Regions from separate parts of the Homo sapiens genome. Here regions 2, 3 and 4 are each linked to region 1. A link is an interaction called in ENCODE POLR2A ChIA-PET data of the cell type or tissue named here. Cell type or tissue: MCF 10A. All regions are shown on one strand. Region 1 has its middle 51 kb from the start of ZFP90. Region 2 overlaps CDH3 (cadherin 3). Region 3 overlaps CDH3 (cadherin 3). Region 4 holds the start of CDH3 (cadherin 3).

The links. ChIA-PET counts read pairs that join two places held together with the same protein. Peaks named below come from ENCODE experiments on the same cell type or tissue, not always from the same donor. Only the 100,000 strongest peaks of a DNase experiment are listed, where the experiment ranks them.
Region 2: POLR2A ChIA-PET joins it to region 1 with 12 read pairs; 7 of 35 experiments call an interaction of 5 or more read pairs at or near these places.
Region 3: POLR2A ChIA-PET joins it to region 1 with 16 read pairs; 3 of 35 experiments call an interaction of 5 or more read pairs at or near these places.
Region 4: POLR2A ChIA-PET joins it to region 1 with 22 read pairs; 7 of 35 experiments call an interaction of 5 or more read pairs at or near these places.

The regions. Positions count from the first base shown.
Region 1 is chr16:68,587,697-68,592,696 of GRCh38, reverse strand. No RefSeq gene overlaps it. Among named protein-coding and RNA genes, the nearest start is that of ZFP90, 51 kb to the right of the region's middle. In MCF 10A, CTCF peaks have their summits at 6 (motif pointing right) and 2,049 (motif pointing left); a DNase peak (open chromatin) is centred at 1,996.
Region 2 is chr16:68,656,114-68,661,113 of GRCh38, reverse strand. The region is part of intron 2 of CDH3 (cadherin 3); the gene reads right to left. Among named protein-coding and RNA genes, the nearest start is that of CDH3-AS1, 12 kb to the right of the region's middle. RefSeq lists an enhancer at 2,555-3,055. In MCF 10A, no CTCF peak of the experiment used is centred here; DNase peaks (open chromatin) are centred at 693 and 2,353.
Region 3 is chr16:68,663,257-68,668,256 of GRCh38, reverse strand. The region is part of intron 2 of CDH3 (cadherin 3); the gene reads right to left. Among named protein-coding and RNA genes, the nearest start is that of CDH3-AS1, 20 kb to the right of the region's middle. In MCF 10A, no CTCF peak of the experiment used is centred here; a DNase peak (open chromatin) is centred at 2,516.
Region 4 is chr16:68,642,114-68,647,113 of GRCh38, reverse strand. CDH3 (cadherin 3) reads right to left here and starts at 1,804. Exons shown (of 16, transcript NM_001793.6): 1 at 1,690-1,804; 2 at 1,364-1,478. The coding sequence starts at 1,734. It overlaps CDH3-AS1 (CDH3 antisense RNA 1), which reads left to right and starts at 913. Exons shown (of 2, transcript NR_186394.1): 1 at 913-1,134; 2 at 1,374-2,866. RefSeq lists an enhancer at 1,300-1,824. In MCF 10A, no CTCF peak of the experiment used is centred here; DNase peaks (open chromatin) are centred at 833, 1,893 and 2,153.

The DNA of each region.
Region 1 (5,000 bases):
GCTGACAGAGTTTACACACCACCAGAGGGAGACAGACAGCAAATATAATAAGTCAATTATATGACATGTCAGGAGGTGATAATTGCTATGGGGAAAAAGTAGAGCAGGGTAAGGGGGTGTATTAGTCTGTTTTCACACTGTTGATAAAGATATATCCAAGACTGGGTAATTTATAAAGAAAAATAGGTTTAATGGACTCACAGTTCCTCGTGGCTGGGGAGGCCTCATGATCATGGTGGAAGGTGAAAGGCATGTCTTACATGGCGGCAGGCAAGAGAGAGAATGAGAGCCAACAAAAAAGGAAACCCCTTATAAAACCATCAGATCTCGTGAGACTTATTCACTACCACAAGAATAGTATGGGGGAAACTGCCCCCATGATTCAATTATCTCCCACATGGTCCCTCCCATAACACATGGAAATTATGGGAGCTACAATTCAAGATGAGATTTGGGTGGGGACACAGCCAAACCATACTGGGGGCTAGACTAGTTAATGAAGGTCTTGCTGAAAAGCTGATATTTGAACAAAGACTTGAGGATGAGGGAGGAAACCATGCTCTTCATGGGGAACATTACGCGTGTCAGGAATAGCAAGTGCAAAGTTCCTGTGGCAGGAATGTGCCCAGGTTTTTTGAAAGGCAGCAGGGAGGCCTGGGTGACCCTGGGTTTATTGGGCTATTTGTCCCACATCTTAGATGTAGCTTGTTGCTTCTTGTGATGTCAGATTTGGTTTGGTTTTTTTTTTTTTGGGTGGCGGGGTTGGATAGAAGGAAGGACAGGAAACTGTCACAGATAGCCCAGTGATCAAACTTAGCGTCACAAAATAGCACAAACCTACCCAATGGGCCTCCTGATATGATATAATGGGAAATAGATAACAAGGCCTATGTAATATGGTTACCAAAACGACTTGCCTGAATATAACCATGAATAATAAACAGGACAAATTCCAATTGTGGGACCTTTTACAAGACAACTGCCTGGATTCTTTAAAAATGTCATGAAAGAAAAAATGATGTGAACATTGATTGGCTCTTGGATCACAAATAAAACCACAGCTACACAGGATATAAATGAGACAACGGGACATTTGAGTATGTATCGGTGAGATAATAGCGTTATATCAAGGTTGAGCTTTTTAAGTGTGATAATGGCATTGCGGTTGCCTACAGAGATACAGGCTGAAGTATTCAGGGATGAAGTGTCAGGATGTCTCCAAGTAACTCTCAAATGGTGCAGTCAAGAAAATAAAAATACAATGAAATGCGTGGCAAAATGTGTTGACAACTGATGAATCCAAATGGGAGAAATAAAGGTGTTTGTTGACTGTACAATTTTAAAGCATTTCTGTGGGTATGAAGTTTTTCAAAATAATTAGCTGCGAGGAAAAACTAATGCTTTGCTCGTGGGGATGCCGGCTGCTCCTGCATCCCACCACGGGCCCCTCGGATGTGTGGATTTGCAGGTCTCGTTGTTTTATTTATTTATTTAATTTATTTATTTAGAGATGGAGTTTCACTCTTTCGGCCAGTCTGGAGTGAAGTGGGGATTCTCCTGCCTCAGCCTCCTGAGTAGCTGAGATTACACCCACCTGCCACCACGCCCAGCTAATTTTTGTATTTTTTGGCAAAGACAGGGTTTCGCCATGTTGGCCAGGCTAGTCTCAAACTCCTGACCTCAGGTGATCCACCCGCCTCGGCCTCCAAAGTGTTAGGATTACAGGCGTGAGCCAGCGTGCCCAGCCAGGTCTCATTATTTCTGATGCTCAACCTGATCCCTGCTGTTGCCGGGTGCCCCATATCTCTTCTTCTTGCATACAGGACCTGTGACCTGTGGATGGACGTCGCCAAGAGCAGGTATCTCATCAGAGAAGGAGAAATTCCAGCGTCGTTTAAAGGAGGGAAGGGAGAAAAGAAGGAAGAAAAGGAGAGGAAGCCAAACAAGCTCGCCTCTTGCAGGCTTCCTGCGGCCGGGCGGCTACGAGCTCTGCAGTCCTGGGAGCCCTTCACGGCGCATCACCGCCCCCCGGTGGCCACCAGGCAAGCACGCGGCGCCCAGCAGGGAGGTGGAAGGGGTCCTGCAACCCTCGCTCCTGGAGGCTCCCGGGAGAGCTCCTGGCAGGCCAGCGCCCGCAGAATCCTAGCCTGTTCACCTTGGGTTAGCACATTGTAAAAAGCAACTACTATGAGCTGAGCACGGTGCAGGTGCAGGTGCTCTGTAGCTATTAACTCACTTAATCCTCACATCAGCTTTAATAGGTGAGATTATGGTAGCCCCCATTTTACAGAAAAACTCAGGCTCAGAAAGGGAATGCAGATTGCCCAGGCTGGTCTTGAACTCCTGGCCTCAAGGGATCCTCCTGCCTTGGCCTCCCAAAGTCCTGGGATCCCACGTGTGAGCCACCTCACCTGGCCTGGGGCCTGTGTTTTAACTAGCAAAGACTGCACAGCTAGAGTTGCACCTTCTAACTCCAGGTCCAATGCATGGCCCACGACAGTACACCTGTTTTTTGTTTGTTTACTTTCCACATGTGATGATGATAACAAAATAATAGCAAGACACATCTATAGTGCTGACCATGGGCCACACATAGTGCAACATATTAACCCATTTAATCTGCAACAGCCCTACAGGTTACATTCTATTAAGACGGCCATTTTACCGTTGAGGAAACTTAAGTACAGAGAGCTTAAGAAATTTGCTGGACATGGTGGCTCGCATCTATAGTCCTAGCTACTCAGAGGCTGAGGCAGAAGGATGGCTTGAGCCCAAAAGTTTGAGACCAACCTGGGCAATATAGTGAGACCCTCGTCTCTATAAAAAATAAAAAATTAGCCAGGAGTGGTGGCAGTACCTGTAGTCCCAGCTACTTGGGAGGCTGAGCTAGGAGAATCACTTGAGCCTGGGGAGGTCGAGGCTGCAGTGAGCCGTGATTACGCCACTGCACCCCAGCCTGGGTGACAAGAGTGAGACCCTGTCTCTAAAAAAAGAAGGTTTTGTCCCAGGTCACTCAGAGAGCAAGGAGTATTGACTGGAATAGTATTGAGCAATGCTGGGATTGTCTGTTTATTCCGTTTATAAATGTTTATTGAACACCTACTAAGTGCAAGACCCTGAACTAAGACCTCAGCGTGCAGGGAGGGAGAAAGACGACAAACAATGCTGTTGAATTGAAAAATGAAAAATGCGAGGGAGGAGCCAAGATGGCCGAATAGGAACAGCTCCGGTCTACAGCTCCCAGCGTGAGTGACGCAGAAGACGGGTGATTTCTGCATTTCCATCTGAGGTACCGGGTTCATCTCACTAGGGAGTGCCAGACAGTGGGCGCAGGCCAGTGTGTGTGCGCACCGTGCGCGAGCCGAAGCAGGGCGAGGCATTGCCTCACCTGGGAAGCGCAAGGGGTCAGGGAGTTCCCTTTCCGAGTCAAAGAAAGGGGTGACGGACGCACCTGGAAAATCGGGTCACTCCCACCCGAATATTGCGCTTTTCAGACCGACTTAAGAAACGGCGCACCACGAGACTATATCCCACACCTGGCTCAGAGGGTCCTACGCCCACGGAATCTCGCTGATTGCTAGCACAGCAGTCTGAGATCAAACTGCAAGGCGGCAACGAGGCTGGGGGAGGGGCGCCCGCCATTGCCCAGGCTTGCTTAGGTAAACAAAGCAGCAGGGAAGCTCGAACTGGGTGGAGCCCACCACAGCTCAAGGAGGCCTGCCTGCCTCTGTAGGCTCCACCTCTGGGGGCAGGGCACAGACAAACAAAAAGACAGCAGTAACCTCTGCAGACTTAAGTGTCCCTGTCTGACAGCTTTGAAGAGAGCAGTGGTTCTCCCAGCACGCAGCTGGAGATCTGAGAATGGGCAGACTGCCTCCTCAAGTGGGTCCCTGACCCCTGACCCCCGAGCAGCCTAACTGGGAGGCACCCCCCAGCAGGGGCACACTGACACCTCACACGGCAGGGTATTCCAACAGACCTGCAGCTGAGGGTCCTGTCTGTTAGAAGGAAAACTAACAACCAGAAAGGACATCTACACCGAAAACCCATCTGTACATCACCATCATCAAAGACCAAAAGTAGATAAAACCACAAAGATGGGGGAAAAACAGAACAGAAAAACTGGAAACTCTAAAACGCAGAGCGCCTCTCCTCCTCCAAAGGAACGCAGTTCCTCACCAGCAACAGAACAAAGCTGGATGGAGAATGATTTTGACGAGCTGAGAGAAGAAGGCTTCAGACGATCAAATTACTCTGAGCTACGGGAGGACATTCAAACCAAAGGCAAAGAAGTTGAAAACTTTGAAAAAAATTTAGAAGAATGTATAACTAGAATAACCAATACAGAGAAGTGCTTAAAGGAGCTGATGGAGCTGAAAACCAAGGCTCGAGAACTACGTGAAGAATGCAGAAGCCTCAGGAGCCGATGCGATCAACTGGAAGAAAGGGTATCAGCAATGGAAGATGAAATGAATGAAATGAAGCGAGAAGGGAAGTTTAGAGAAAAAAGAATAAAAAGAAATGAGCAAAGCCTCCAAGAAATATGGGACTATGTGAAAAGACCAAATCTACGTCTGATTGGTGTACCTGAAAGTGATGTGGAGAATGGAACCAAGTTGGAAAACACTCTGCAGGATATTATCCAGGAGAACTTCCCCAATCTAGCAAGGCAGGCCAACGTTCAGATTCAGGAAATACAGAGAACGCCACAAAGATACTCCTCAAGAAGAGCAACTCCAAGACACATAATTGTCAGATTCACCAAAGTTGAAATGAAGGAAAAAATGTTAAGGGCAGCCAGAGAGAAAGGTCGGGTTACCCTCAAAGGAAAGCCCATCAGACTAACAGCGGATCTCTCGGCAGAAACCCTACAAGCCAGAAGAGAGTGGGGGCCAATATTCAACATTCTTAAAGAAAAGAATTTTCAACCCAGAATTTCATATCCAGCCAAACTAAGCTTCATAAGTGAAGGAGAAATAAAATACTTTATAGACAAGCAA
Region 2 (5,000 bases), 68 kb before region 1:
TTCAAAGCTGGAGAGTAGTGAATTGTAAGCATCCCCTTGGCCCCTCCACCCCATACATACACTTCACATGTATTCATATGAGAATATAAGTCTTGAATCATGGGAATTATGAATTATTTGTAATTTTCTTCTTTTTTTTTTTTTTTTGAGACGGAGTCTTGCTCTGTTGCCCAGGCTGGAGTGCTGGGGTGCAGTGGCGGGATCTCGGCTCACTGCAAGCTCTGCCTCCCGGGTTCACGCCATTCTCCTGCCTCAGCCTCCCAAATAGCTGGGACTACAGGCGCCTGCCACTACGCCCGGCTAATTTTTTGTGTTTTTTAGTAGAGACGGGGTTTCACTGTGTTAGCCAGGATAGTCTCGATCTCCTGACCTCGTGATCTGCCGGCCTCGGCCTCCCAGAGTGCTGGGATTACAGGCATGAGCCCCAGCGCCCAGCCTATTTGTGGTTTTCAAGAATGCATCCTTTATATAAATGCAACCACCCTGTCCTAGGCTTTAGTGCAGCAATATTTGAGTTTAAGAAAAAAACTCATAAGCTCCTCTTGGGGGGAAAATAAGAACAGAAATGAGTGTCTGCTTTAAGACTGGAAATCAACTTTTATTCAGCAAAATGCTTGCTAACTAGATTTTGAAATCTAAAGAAAAACTTGAGAAAAAAATGCACTTTGAATTGACTGATGACACATTCTCAATCTCTCAACACCCAGGGAAAATAATGCTAGTGTGAATGAATGTGGTAGTTTACTTCTGAGTCATGCAATTTAAAAGTTTTTGATTTTTGGTGAATTCATATGCTTTTGAAACTATTGACTATTATTTAGATAGTCATAAAACAAAAGTTAGTATGAAAACTATTTTTAAATGGTATAGTAACCTTAAGTTTACAGCAGAGTCTGTATTAAAGGTATTGTTTAAACATGAAAGCTCAATTTATCTGGATGATGTTAAGATGAACAGTTCACTCGATCATCTTTCTACAGCAGTCTTTCCTAATAAGGCAATTACTGATAGTTAGATTGCTAAAAATCCAAACACTTCACAATTTTGATGTTAACTCTTCCCTACACCACATCTGTAAAAGATAAAAGTAGAAGACTGGCTAAATAAATCATGGTACATTCACCATGTAAAAGACTACGGCGCTATTAAAAACAAGATAGATGTGTATTTAACAGTCTGGAAAGATGCCTGTGATTCTAAGTTAAAAAGCGAGCTGCAGAGTAACATTTGTATGCATGATATAGTCCAATTCTTGTTTTTAAAATTCCTGTATGCATACATAAGTTTTTTGTGCAAAAAAAAAAAAAAAGGGTCTACAAGGATTCTTATAAAATCAGTAACTGTGTGCTTGCCCTTAAGAGAGTAGAACTGGGGAAGAAATTTCACGTGTTTATTTCTTTTTCTCTTTATTTATTTTTTGGTTTTTTTTGAAGACAGGGTCTTGCTCTGTTACCCAGGCTACAGTACAGTGGTGTGATCTTGGCTCACTGCAACCTCTGCCTCCCGGGCTCAAAAGATCCTTTTTTTTTTTTTTGAGACAGCATCTCACTCTGTTGCCCAGGCTGGAGTGCAGTGCAGTCGTATGATCTTGGCTCACTGCAACCTCCATCTCCCAGGTTCAAGCGATTCTCCTGCCCCAGCCACCTGAGTAGAGTAGATGGGACTACAGGCATGCACCACCATGCCTGGCTAATTTTTGTATTTTTTGTAGAAACCGGGGTCTCACCATGTTGCCCAGGCTGGTCTCGAACTCCTGGGTTCAAGCAATCCTCCCACCTCAACCTCCCACAGTGCTAGAATTACAGTTGTGAGCCACCATACCCCAGCCTTCATGTGTTTATTTCTGACTTGCTTCTATTGACAGGCAGTAGAGTTCAGTGGTGTAAGCTCAGTCTGCTTAGGTTTGAATCTGAGCTCTACTACTTACTTAGCTGTGTGATCTTGGGCAAGTTACTTAACTTCTCTGGCCTCAGTTTCCTCACCTGTAAAACGGGGACAACAATAGTACCTCCCTCAAGGGATGTTTGAGGATTAAATGAGCTGATGCATATAAAGTACTAAGAACTTTATCTGTCACATAGTAAGTGCCACATATTTTTATTGAAAAAAGTGTGTCTTTACAGTGAACATATTTTCATGTATTAATTTGAAATCCCAACCAACCAACCGTCCCTATGTAAACAATATAAAATGGTATACATTGGGGAGGAGACGATAAAAAAATAAAAAGCTCCCCAGGCAATTTGATCACCAGCCAAGCTTGCAAACTACTGACTCAGAGGCCAAAAGCAGGGATAAACCAGTTGAAGTGGGGCTAAGTCCCAGCTGAGGAATGCAGGAGACTTCTGGAAGCGGAAAAAGACCATAAAAGACAAGAGAAGAGCAGGTTTCGAAGTACGGTGGGAAGCCTGGATGAAGCGACTCTACAGGGAGAAGGCAGTGTGTGGGCCTGGCGTCCTGTCCTGGCTTGTGTGGGGAGAGCTCACAAGTTGCTGTTTCTCCCCTGCCTGAAGTTACAACAAGATGGGGCACGCTGTGCAAAGGCCGCTCAGAAGGCAGTCAGCCTTCAGCAAGACACCCAGGAGAGCAGCCGAACCCTCCACCTGGGCCCTCTCACTGGCCAGTGAGCAGTCCAGCCAGCCGCCCTCTCATAGCTCCAGGGCCATTTCCCATGCACGCACAGGGAAGTTAGGGCCTCAAGGCTGAGGAGCTTGGACTCAGTAACTCGCCTCAGGCCACATCATTTGGGATGAGAAACAGCTTAGAATCCATTTTTCCCTTGCCTGTGCTGGGATATATACCATTAGGTCTCTTCCCACTGCTGGGTTTAACGAGAGTCTGAAGAATTTCCAAATGGACCCAAGTGCAAATCATTTCTCTAAACAGTAGTTCTAGCTTCTCTATAAAATGACTGGGGGCCAGGAATGATGGCTCACACAGGAAATCCCAACTTTGGGGTGCTGAGGCGGGTGGATCACTTGAGGCCAGGAGTTCAAGACCAGCCTGGGCAACATAGTGAGACCCTGTCTCTAAAAAAAAAAAAAAAAAAAAGAAAGAAAAAGACTGGGAGATATGGGGAATACCTGTGGTCCCCAAATTTGAAGGAGGAGACTTCTTAGAAAGATGCGCATGCACTCTTAGGCACGGTTAATTCCTGGGGATCAACGACTTCCTAAAGCGAATGTGAGACCCTAGAGTAAGAACTCAAGCAAAAATACCTTCTACTCCTCCTAGCGTACAACACAGGTTGTCAAGGTCTCTTGCTAATAGGTAACTTCCAACTTTAAAGTGGTCTTCAACAAAAGGGGGGCTACTGAGATTGAAGGAGAAGAAGAGGGCCTGGGATTATACCTCCCCATTCCCCATCTCCCCATTTAGCCCTAAGATGCCTCAGAGTCCTAGGGAAAAACAGATCTTTCCTCTTGGGGTTCAGTAGCACCTGGAGAGGCTCTCACGAAGGGAGGCAGCCCACCAGCCCTCCCACCTCCTAGCTCTGTGGCCTTGGCTCTGAGCCCTCTCCTCAGATGTTAGACAGCCACAGAGCCAGAGTCCTGAGTTCAAAGATGGGGTCGAGGGAGAAAGGAAGACGTTTGGCTTTTTGAGACAGAGTCTTGCTCTGTCGCCCAGGCTGGAGTGCAGTGGTGCGATCTCGGCTCACTGCAACCTCTGCCTCCCAGGTTCAAGCAATTCTTCTACCTCAGCCTCCCGAGTAGCTGGGATTACAGGCACACGCCACCATGCCCGGCTAATTTTTATATTTTTAGTAGAGACAGGGTTTCACCATGTTGGCCAGGCTGGTCTCGAACTCCCGAGCTCAGGTGATCCACCCGCCTAGGCCTCCCAAAGTGCTGGGATTACAGGTGCCAGCCATCACACCGAGCCCGTTTGGCTTTCTTTCCCCAGGTGAGGCATTCTGGTTCACTGCCCAAGCAGCAGGTCCCCAACACTCTTAAGTCCAGCAGACAGAGGCAGCTGCAGCCTGGAGGGAATTCTGTCAGCTGGAGGAATTTGCAGACCTCTGATGCTCTAGGTAACCCAGAGCCCTGAGGATGCCCAGATTTGGCTGGGGGAGGAGGAGCGAGTGAGGAAGGGTCTGTCAAGCTCTTCTACCCAGAGCAAGAGGTGGGAGGTCTTTGCTGCTGGAGGCAGGTGGGGGTGGGGTGACAGTTCTCTGCAGAGGGCTGTCAGTTTGAGTGCTCTCAGACCTGGTATCTGAACCCTCCCTGTTCCCCCATATCTTAAAAGGGAGGCCAGAGGTCCTGGGCAGAAGTGCCTGCCAACCCCAACCCTCCTGGCGATTAGCAGGGGCCTGTGGAGAGAATAGGAATTCAAAGCCCTTGGGTCAGAAGTTAACTATTTCCAATCTTCCTCTAATTTGGCTGGGGCCAGAAGACTCCAAATATCTTTCCCTTTCCCACCCTGATTGCCAAATGGTCAGTGCCTCATACTTAGGGGGTCACACCTGTGTTCAAAATGTGACACCACAATTTATTAGCTGGGTGACCTTAGATAGTTACAAAGTGACAAGCCGAGGTTTCCTATCCAGTTAAATGGGGCCAATTCCACCCACCTCATGGGGCTTTTAGGAGGATTAAAGGGGCTTATTACATAAAGTACATAGTGTGATTCTGGAATTCAGTAAGCTATTAGGTGGTATCTGGGTGGTGGTGGTGAGTTTTCACAGCCCTTCCTTGCCAGCCCTGCTGCCTGGGTTGGCAATGCCAGGTGACTAAATGAAATGAGAAAAAGGCAACTGAGGCAGACATGGTCCTCCAGTCTGAGAATCGGGAGGGGAGTTGAGAAGGGTTGCTGGGAGTGGGGGCCAATATCCTGGTTCCAGGGAAGACTTCAGAGACCCTGGCCTCCATACTGGTACAACTGGGACTTCAGCCATTGTCTCCATACTGGTACAACTGGGATTTCCCCAAACACTTTGCTGCCTCTGTTATGGGGTGAGACAAATTTCAAGCGGGGCTGGACCCTGCCTATGCCTCACTGGC
Region 3 (5,000 bases), 76 kb before region 1:
ACTCTTTCTGGGGCAACTTGATGATGAGCACATGGGGCAATAGTTCAGAATTTAAGGCTGGAAAATGAAAGCCTAAACATAGCTCTTTCTTCCACACCCATCCAGGGCTTCAGACAGTCATTTGACCGCATTAGCCTCAGTTTCTCCCACAAGGATTCTGAATTACAAGGTCAATGAACCTGATGAAGAGGTGCCTGCTCTACCAATATAAATGGACAGCTTTTAGCACTGAGCCTAAATGTACATTCCCTAAAATACTGTCGGGGAAGGGAAAAAGGGAATCAGTAACCTGAGGCTGCTTCTAGAGAAATTAACAATTAATATCATAGGACACATTATAGGTAAAAATAAATAAAAAGAGAAATTAACAACAAAAAAGCCAGAGCTCTATGTATCTGCACTCGATAGAAGACATCCAATGGAAACCAGGAGTCTCTGGCCTATGTTCAAAGCTCCTCTCTAAAGATCATCCTGCCAAGCCTGGCCTCGGGTCCTGAACTGGCGCCACTAATAAAACTTGGGCAAGAAGAGTTTGGTCCCTGGGGTACTAGAGCTATTGGGAAAAGAAAGCTTTTTAAATAGACTTATAAGAATTGATGGATGCTGGGCTAAGAACTCATTCCTCTTATGTTCCAGGCCTGCTTTTAGGTTGGAATTTGCCTAGACACCTCCATACTCCCAAGGGAATACCCTTGAAGGTCAGGAGCTTGTCTCTTCCTGGAGGTGCTATCTGGTCCTGATGTCCAACATTACTGGATGTTCTGGCAAAATAAAACCACCCATCTTTCCGTAGACAAAATGTCCATCAAGTGATCACTCTCCACCAATTTCCCTACTGATCTCTGGGTATTTTGACTAGAGGAAAAGGAAAACATCATCTTAAACATATTGTGGCCAAAAGGCAGCCTGGGGAGTTGGGGGAAGAGATTGCCTAGGAAATTTCTATTCTAGCTTGCTTTAGGGACATACCTAGCTCACAAAACAAACAAATTTGTCCTTATAGCTATCACTACCTTCTGTTAAGGGATTGGGATAAGAGGGCACCGGGGAAAAGTAGGTGGAAGTGACTTGAAGAAAGATTCTGGCATTTTTCCTAAGTAAAACTACATATAGAAAAAAGTTCACCAACTAAGAAATACAAATTAAAAGGGCAAGTGCTGTGTCACAGTTGGGAACCGGGTGCTGCTATATATTGCTAGGGGTGGGGGAATATTAACTGGCACAACCTTTCTGGCAAATTAAAATGCCTTAAACAAGCCCATTGACCCAGGAATTGTGCCAAGATACCATCCCAGATGTGACAAAACCATACCTGCCAGGATGTTCGTGACTTGCTTAATAGGGAAAAAAAGCAAAAAAAGGTCTCAACAACCTAACTCTCAACAGAACAGTTAATTATGCTGTGCCACAGTCACCCAAATGCCTAATCTACAGCCTTAAATACTATAAAAGAAAACCTACCCAGGAAAAAGTATTTTGCAGAGGGGGGAAAAAAGCAGGTCATAAAGCCATTTATAGCATAAGGCTGACAATTATTATATAAAATATTTATAGTTTTATTCTTGTACCAAAAAGAAGAGAGAGAGAGGGGCTGAGCCCTGGTGCCAAGGCTGTGGTCTGCCTCTCTCCGTCACCAAGTATTTTCCACGCACAAGAAAACCAAGATGGTGGCCAGTGAGCCAGACCCGTTTTGAGGAGACCCACGGGAGAGGTCATAGGGCAGCAAAGTGGGGTGGGGGGAAGAGGCTGCACATGCTGGGATCCCAAGAGGCCTTGGGGCTCCTGGATTCACTTGGGACCCACCCCTGGGCATGCTGGGAGGCCCATTGCCCTTGCCTAGCAAGCTTGGGGCAGCTCTGCAAGGGCCTGCCAGAGCCCTGGGTGCACCTATTGGGTGTCCAGGCCTTTTTCCCCAGAGCTGTAAGCAGAGCAGCTCTTGGAGGGCAACAGAACCCAGGTGGAGTGCAGTTACACCTGGCGGATGGCACCCATCTATACACAGGCCCCCTGGACCTGGATCTTCTCACAGATAGGGCTGACGGGGTGTGTGAGGGCCTCAGCTTGCAGCCCTTCTCTGACCCAGCCAAGCAGAAGAGGAAGCTGGGATACTGGGGAGGCAAGCCTGGAGAGTGAGTGGTGAAATCATTCAGACTCGGGCCCTCTGCCTCAGATCAGATACCCTCAACAAAGACTCAGGTGGAAAGATTGGGAAATGGATGATTGATTTCAAATATTCCTTTGAAAAGACAAAGGTCCCGTATGGGTGGTAGGCCCCCATTTTGCCTTCCAGTTTTTCCACAGTAAACATGTATTTGATTTTCAATCAGAATTTGATGTGAGTTTTTCCCCCGACTAGAAAAATTATATGGCAACCCCATGTCGTTGAGGGTGGAGAAAGCAGTTCCAGGGGAGTTTTGGCTGACGAAAGCTCTGCTGTGTTCATCAAGTTCCTCATAACCCTTAGGAGGTGAGTCTTCCCTCCCAGAGTGAAACCCAAACTAGGCACTCTGAGAGTTTGGAACGCGGCTGACTCAGCATGAGGTGTGCTGTCTGGCTCACTGGCTACCATCCTCAAGGACCATGCCAGAACAAAGATCCCAGTGATCAACCTGAGACAGCTGTGGTAACAATTAAGGGTCTGGTAGGTAAAAGTGCTGTGTACTGGCTCTGCAGCCTTGCGTCAATCACTTAATCTCTAAACTGTTTAACAGTAAGTACTCAATAAATGTAAGCCATTTATTGCTGCTTAATTTCCAGTCTCTAAAATGGGAATACACACACACACACACCCCCAGGTGCTTGTTAGGGTCAAATATGATGTGTTGTGCTTTATATTTATTTATTTATTATTTTTTGAGACAGAGGCTAACGCTGTCACCCAGGCTGCAGTGCAGTGGCATGATCTCGGCTCACTTGAACCTCCCAGTTTCAAGTGATTCTCCTGCCTCAGCCTCCCGAGTAGCTGGGACTACAGGCACATGCCACCACACCCGGCTAATTTTTTGTATCTTTTGTAGACGTGAGGTTTCACCATGTTAGCCAGGCTGGTCTCAATCTCCTGACCTCATGATCTGCCCGCCTCAGCCTCCCAAAGTGCTGGGATTACAGGCATGAGCCACTGTGCCCAGCTGTGTTGTGCTTTAAAAAGCACAATAAAGTATTAAAAACCAGGGGCAGTGATTTAAAAAGCAACACAGAAGGACAGGAAGGTGAAGGCCATTCAGAATCCTAAGATAAGCAGAAAGTTTAAAAATAGGATCAACTGCCATAGAGGCAAGCATAGGAAATTAAATCCCAAATGCCATGCAGCTAGGCACAGTGGCTCATGCCTGTAATTCTAGCACTTTGGGAGGCCAAGGCGGGTGGGTCACTTAAGTCCAGGAGTTTGAGACCAGCCTGGGCAACATGGCGAAACCCCATCTCTACCAAAATTAGCTGGGAGTGATAGTGCATGCCTGTGGTCCCAGCTACTTGAGAGGCTGAGGTGGGAGGATCACCTGAGCCTGGGAGATCAAGGCTGCAGTGAGTCGTGATCACACCATGCACTCCAGCCTGGGCAACAGAGAGAGACCCTGTCTCAAAATAATAATAATAATATCAATAAAATGCTATGCTTCTTTCATTCACATCTCACCAGTTTGTTCCTTTCTATACATTTAGCTCTTCAAAGAGGGCTTAATGTTGTCACAGAGCAGTGATTCCCAAACATAGCTGATAGAATCATCTGGCAAACAATTTAAAAAATCCAGATTCCCTGCCGACCGCCCACCTATCACTTCTACTGAGTCAGCTTCTGGAAGTGCATCTGGGGAAAGCAGTTTGTTGCTTTTTTTTAAAGTTCTTGATTCTCTCATTTATTTCTCATGAGAAGGTAAATTGGTATGGCTTTTGATGGCACTTCAGACCACATATCAAAAATTTAAATATCCAGATCCTTCCTCTGACCAAAAGTTATATCTGTCTATTCAGTATCTCTTTTGGATGCTTTCAAGATATCCTGAAATCAGTATGTCAAAACTTAAATTCACGATCTTTACTTAACCCAAATATGGTCTTTTTCCAGCATTCTCCCCCAGGGAATAGCATATCATGTACTCAGCTTGAGAACAGAATCCGGGCATCAGAAGCAGCCCAGAGTCTGGAGCCAGAGTGCCTGGGCTCAATTACCAGGCCCACACTGACTTTGGGCAAGTTGGCTAACCTCTCTGGGCCTGTTTCCTCAGCTATGAAATGGGAATAATGCTAATATCTACCTCAGTTGAATGAGTTAATACTTAGCATAGTGGGGGAGGGGGGAGGGATAGCTTTAGGAGATATACCTAAAGCTAAATGACGAGTTAATGGGTGCAGCACACCAGCATGGCACATGTATACATATGTAACTAACCTGCACATTGTGCACATGTACCCTAAAACTTAAAGTATAATAAAATAAAATAAAATAAAAAATAAAATATCTGATTAAAAAAAATACTTAGCATAATGCCTGGCATATGGTTTAGCTAGCAGCTGCTTCTTCCTTGACCATTTCTCCCTTAGAGCTTCCCTTCCCAGACTATCACCCACCAAGACTTAGGCCCCTTCCATCTCTACCCCCACCACCTTAGTGCATACAACATCATCTTTAGTATAAATGGGTGCAAAAATCTCCATTTAAAAAGATGAATCTCTTAAAAATGCAACAGCATAGTACATTTGAAAAAAATGAAATAAGGTCACTTTCGGCCAGGCGTGGTGGCTCACGCCTGTAATCCCAGCACTTTGGGAGGCCGAGGCGGGTGGATCTCGGGGTCAGGAGATCGAGACCATCCTGGCTAACGTGGTGAAACACCGTCTCTACTAAAAATACAAAAAAAAAGTTAGCCGGGCATCATGGCGGGCATCTGTAGTCCCAGCTACTTGGGAGGCTGAGGCAGGAGAATGGCGTGAACCCGGGAGGCAGAGACGGAGGTTGCAGTGAGCTGAGATCGTGCCACTGCACTCCAGCCTGGGTGACTGAG
Region 4 (5,000 bases), 54 kb before region 1:
AAGAATTTAAAGTTTATGAGGCATGGCTTCTTAATGCCTCTCCTCAGCTCCCTACAGCCAAGGGTTTAAGGAGCCTAGCCTAGCCTGGGTGTTAATTGTTTTGTCAATCTGCAGTTATTTGCAGAAAGAATTTTTTTAAAAAGGGCCTCCACAGACTCAAGGTCCTCAATCCTCTTTTGGAGAAATAAAAGAGAGCCACTCTGTCCCCTAGGCATTGACAGCCCCACATTCAAGCAGTGGGAGTTTGTGCCTGGGGTGAGGGATAAGTTGATGGAGACTTTAGAAGAATGCTAGGTAGCAAGGGTTCTCAGTGTTTTGAAGGCCAGGTAAGCCACGGTTCCTTCCCCCTAAAAATGAATACTCAAGTTCCCAAAAATTTCAGTGTAAGGATCCTCTGAAACCCGACCCAAGGATCCAGGGTTATACCCGTTTAAGAACTAGGTTTCAACCCTTGCTGGAGCCCCCATCCATTGTCCTCTTAACCTAGAGGGAGAAAGCCCTCCACTAGCCAGCAACCAACCGCCTGGGTCTCATAACACACTGGTTCTCCTCACTAACGTTGCACCGCCCACCCCCTCAGGTTTTTGAACTTGGGGCGGGGAGGGGGGGGGTAGGAGTAACTGAGGGATCAAAAATGTGCTTTGATCTCCCGTCCATCGCCCCCATAGCCCCAGGCCTGCCAGCTTGGGACACTGTCCCCCTCAAACTCCCCCCAGTGACCTAGCATCCCAGGCCCCAGACGCTGGGGGCGGGGTGGTTCCCGTACGTGATGGCCCCAGCCCAGGTGTGCCAGGGCCCAGTTTCCAGGCAGGCTACAAGGGCGCAGGCCCTCCGGGAAGAGCAGGGTTAAGAGTGCATTCCAGCTGCCGAGGAAGAAGGGGGGCGGGGTAGGGAAGCTCGGAGAAAAGAAACAGACCCGGTCTGTCTGTCGGAGACACAAAGCACGGTTCACAAAGGGGGCCCGAGAGGGGCGAAGGGGGCTGCCCGGGGCACGGCTCATCCCCACACCTGCGCGCGGGTTGGGGGAAGAATGTGGCCGGCGCATTCCTCTGCTGGGGCCAGCGGGGGAGAACTTCCCACGTCGAGACTGGGTGAGGGGCTCAGCCATCCGGCATCTCGGAGGAGGGGGTCAAGGTAAGCAGTGGCTACCGGACAAGGGGCTGGATGTCATAGGCGCTCTGCTGCCCAGCCTTCTCCGTCAGCCACCACCCCCAATCCCAGCCCCCGAGGCGCGTTCTGCGCCTCCCCGGGAACTGAGGTGGCGCCAGGAGTCCCTTGCCCCGGCCCGAACACCCCTCGCGCGGTCCACACCAAAATGGTCACGTGCGGCCCCTACCCTGCGGTTCCACCCTGAGGATCTTACCTTTCCCCAGCGCCTGGCCGGGCTCCTGCTCCGCGCCTCCCGCCTCCAAGGTCACTTCAGCCTCCCTGAAGACCGCCCGGCACGGCTCGGAGGCCGCGCACTGCAGCCAGCAAACCTGCGCCCGAGGGCAGAGAGTGAAGGAGGCTGGGTCCAGGCGTGCCCGGCCCTGCACTCCCCACACCGCAGGGTCCTCACGGGCCTTCCGGGACTCCCTTGGCCCCAGGGAGCGCAGCCCCGCGCTCTCCCCGACGCCACTGCCCCATGCGGACCCCGCCCGCCCCCCAGGGAGCGGTCCCGGTCGGGGCCACGGCGAGGCTGTGGAGTACCTGGAGAAGGAGGAGAGACGCGAGAGGTCCACGAGGGAGCCCCATGGCTGCAGAGAGAGGGGTGAAGCAGCTGCCGCGACGGCGGGCCGGTGTTCCGCTCAGCTCTTGCCCCTTTGAGCACCGCAGCCCCCGGGAGCCAGCGGGAGGAGGCCAGGTGAGCGCAGGTGGGTGCTGATTGGTCCAGCGCCACGAGGTCCCGCCCCCTCGCAGGTGGGACCGATGTGGGTGCGGTTGAGGCCCCAGCGAACCCCTCCTGGCCTCCCGGATGCCCTCCTGCGCTCTCCTGGCTTTTCTGGAGCTGTTCTTTACAGGGACTCAGCCTCTGTCTCGCAGTTCTGGGTTAGAGGAGAAAAGAACACCCAGTGCACTCCTCAGCCTCCTCAGTACGGGAAGAGAAATGTTTCCTTGCCTTGCGGCTACAGCGGAAAAAAGTGGAGACACATCTGAAGTCGACTGAAAACGGAGGCTCCGCATTCATTATCCCCCGGAGGCGCTGTTATCCCAAAGCTTTGAAGCAGGCCCGTGCGTCCTCCCACACGCGGCTACAGCGGGGCCGCCCAAGCCTCTTTCTCCACCTCCCGTGCCAGCCCGCCGGGGAGGATCCTCCGGGGTATAAAACTAGCAGGTCCCGAAGGACCGCGTTTCTGAATTGGATACAACTTCCTCTTTTTTCTTTTTTTTTTTTTTTTGGAGACAGGGTCTCGCTCTGTCGCCCAGGAGTGCAGTAGCGCGATCTCGGCTCACTACAGCCTCGACCTCCCGGGCTGAAGCGATTCTCCTCCCTCAGCTCCCGCTGAGACTACAGGCTTGCGCCACCACACCCGGCTAATTTTTAAAAATTTTTTGTAGCGATGTGGTGGGGCGGGGGGAGGGTGGAGGGTCACCCTATGTTGCCCAAGCTGGTCTTGAACTTCTGGACTCAAGCGATCCTCCGCCTCCCAGAGTGCTCAGGTTACAGGCATGAGCCGCCACACCCGGACCGCTTCTTCCATTTCACAGCTAAACAAAGGGAAGCTAGTCGAGAAAGTCCCAGAGTTTGGAAGCTGTAGTGGTGCCAAAGGGTGCGAGCTAAGAGGGTTGTTATTAGTCTCATAATCTCCAGCACCCCTACCCCCCATATAAATAACACTTTCTCAACTTTCTGTAAAATGTAAATAAAGACAATTTTTAAAACGCAGAGGTTTTGAAATTGGTCTGAAATACTGTATATAATCTGGGTAAAAACTGCTTGCTGCGCAAAGCAGCCTCCAGAGAGTCTCCCTTGGAAAACAGCTCTCCCACACCCTTCCTAGGAGATAAACGCCAGACCTGGGATTCGTTGTTCTTCTACGTTACTCTCATTCCACTACGTTAGACACGAAGTGCTTTCCTCTTGCTGCACACAAGTGGGCTCTGGCCATGAAAACGGTCCTGAGTCTCAATCACTACCCCACAAGCCCTTCCCCACGGAGCTGAGCTTTCCCGGTCAGTCTCTCTCACCTGTCCCCTCACTCCTCCTTCACCTTCTGCTGCTGCCTTGAGAAGCCCTGGATGCCACCTCCTGGTCCTTCTCCCTCCCCGTCCCCAGCTCAGATTTAGGGGTTTGAGGAACGGACTGGAGACTGGAGAGGTTTTTTTGTTTTGTTTGTTTTTTTGAGATGGAGTCTCACTGTCGTCCAGTACGGTGGCGTCATCTCTGCTCACTGCAACCTCCGCCTCCCAGGTTCAAGCGACTCTCCTGCCTCAGCCTCCCGAGTAGCTGGGACTACAGGCGCCCACTACCACACCAGGCTAATTTTTGTATTTTTAGTAGAGACGGGATTTCGCTATATTGGCCAGGCTGGTCTCGAACTCCCGACCTCAAGTGATCCGCTTCCCTTGGCCTCCTAAAGTGCTGGGATTACAGGCGTGAGAAACGGGGCCCAGCCTGGAGTTTTAAATGACAGATTCTTTGACCTTCCAGGGCTAACCTGGTAATCTATCCGTCCTCCTCCCCGCCAGGCCTGTGGCTAAGCCATGGATTGCTTGCGTTGCGAGGGTGGGGGTCTTGCTCTCTCAGGCCTAGCATGGGCCCTTAAGGCCGGCCCCACCTGGGTTCAAATCCAGGTCCCACCCCTTAGTAGCGCTGAAGCCTCGGGGAAGTAAAATAAACCCCCTGGGCCTCAGTTCTGCATCTGTCAAATGGGGCTGTTATGATCTTAGTATTTTACCCTCTCATAGATGAGTATTAAATAAATTAGAAGGTTTAAAACGCTAAACATCATATCTGGCACACAGCAAGTGCCCAAATGCTGCCTGGTATTATTGCTCTCAGATGTCTGGCGAGCCGTCTCTCTTTCTAGCATCCCCACATCCCCTGAATTAAGAGAATGAGAAGCGTTGTAATCCTCCAATTTCATGGCTGAGGGTACAACGAGCAACTGGCATCTGGTATCTCGGGAGCATTCCCTTAGCCGGCGGGTGAGCCCAGCAGCTGGGGCTGGGACTGAGGCTGGGGGTGGACCACGCGGTTGGGAAAGCCTGGGGCTGCTCGCTGAGCTCCGCGCCCTCCCGGCCTGGATCTCCCGCAGGGCGCTTTTTATGCCCGAGGGGAGGTCAGGTCTACGCGCACCCGCGCGGCGCAATGGAGTGGGCCCCCGGCGGGACAGGGTGGCCAGGCCTACGCTCGCCTCGCAGGTTCCCCCGCGCCCGCCCGGAGCCAGACGAAGCCATTAGGCGGACGGTTAAACACAAACGAGCCTCGGGATGCAGGCCCTAATTAAGTAAACACCCGGCTGGTGGGCTGTTGAGCGCGCTCATTTCCGCCTCCTTCTCGGGCACTCAGCATTCCGGACGGGGGCGGAGAGAGGAGCGGAGATTGGAGAGTCAGCTCTTCTGCCTGCGACGCGGACCGCACCGCTGCCTTCCCCTTAGCTCCCCTTGTCGGTCATTCACTCATTCATTCATTTCAAAAACATTTGCTGACAGCCGGCGATGTGCCAACCACTTAAGATACAACAGTGAACAAACATCCCTGCGCCTTCGGACTTGCCATCCAGAGTGTGGAGGGTAGAGGAAAGTGAAAAAATACGTGGAAATATAATATGTTAGATGGTAACATGTACCGTGTACAAGAACAAGGACAGGGGGGCCCGGCGCAGTGGGCAGTGGTTCACGCCTGTAATCCCATTTAGAAGGCTGAGGTGGGTGGATGAGCCCAGGAGTTTGACACCAGCCTGGGCAACACAGCGAGACCCCTGTCTCTACAAAAAATACAAAAAAAAAAATTAGCCAGGCTTGCTGGCACGGGCCTGTAGTCCCAGCTACTCAGAAGGCTAAGGCGGGAGGATAGC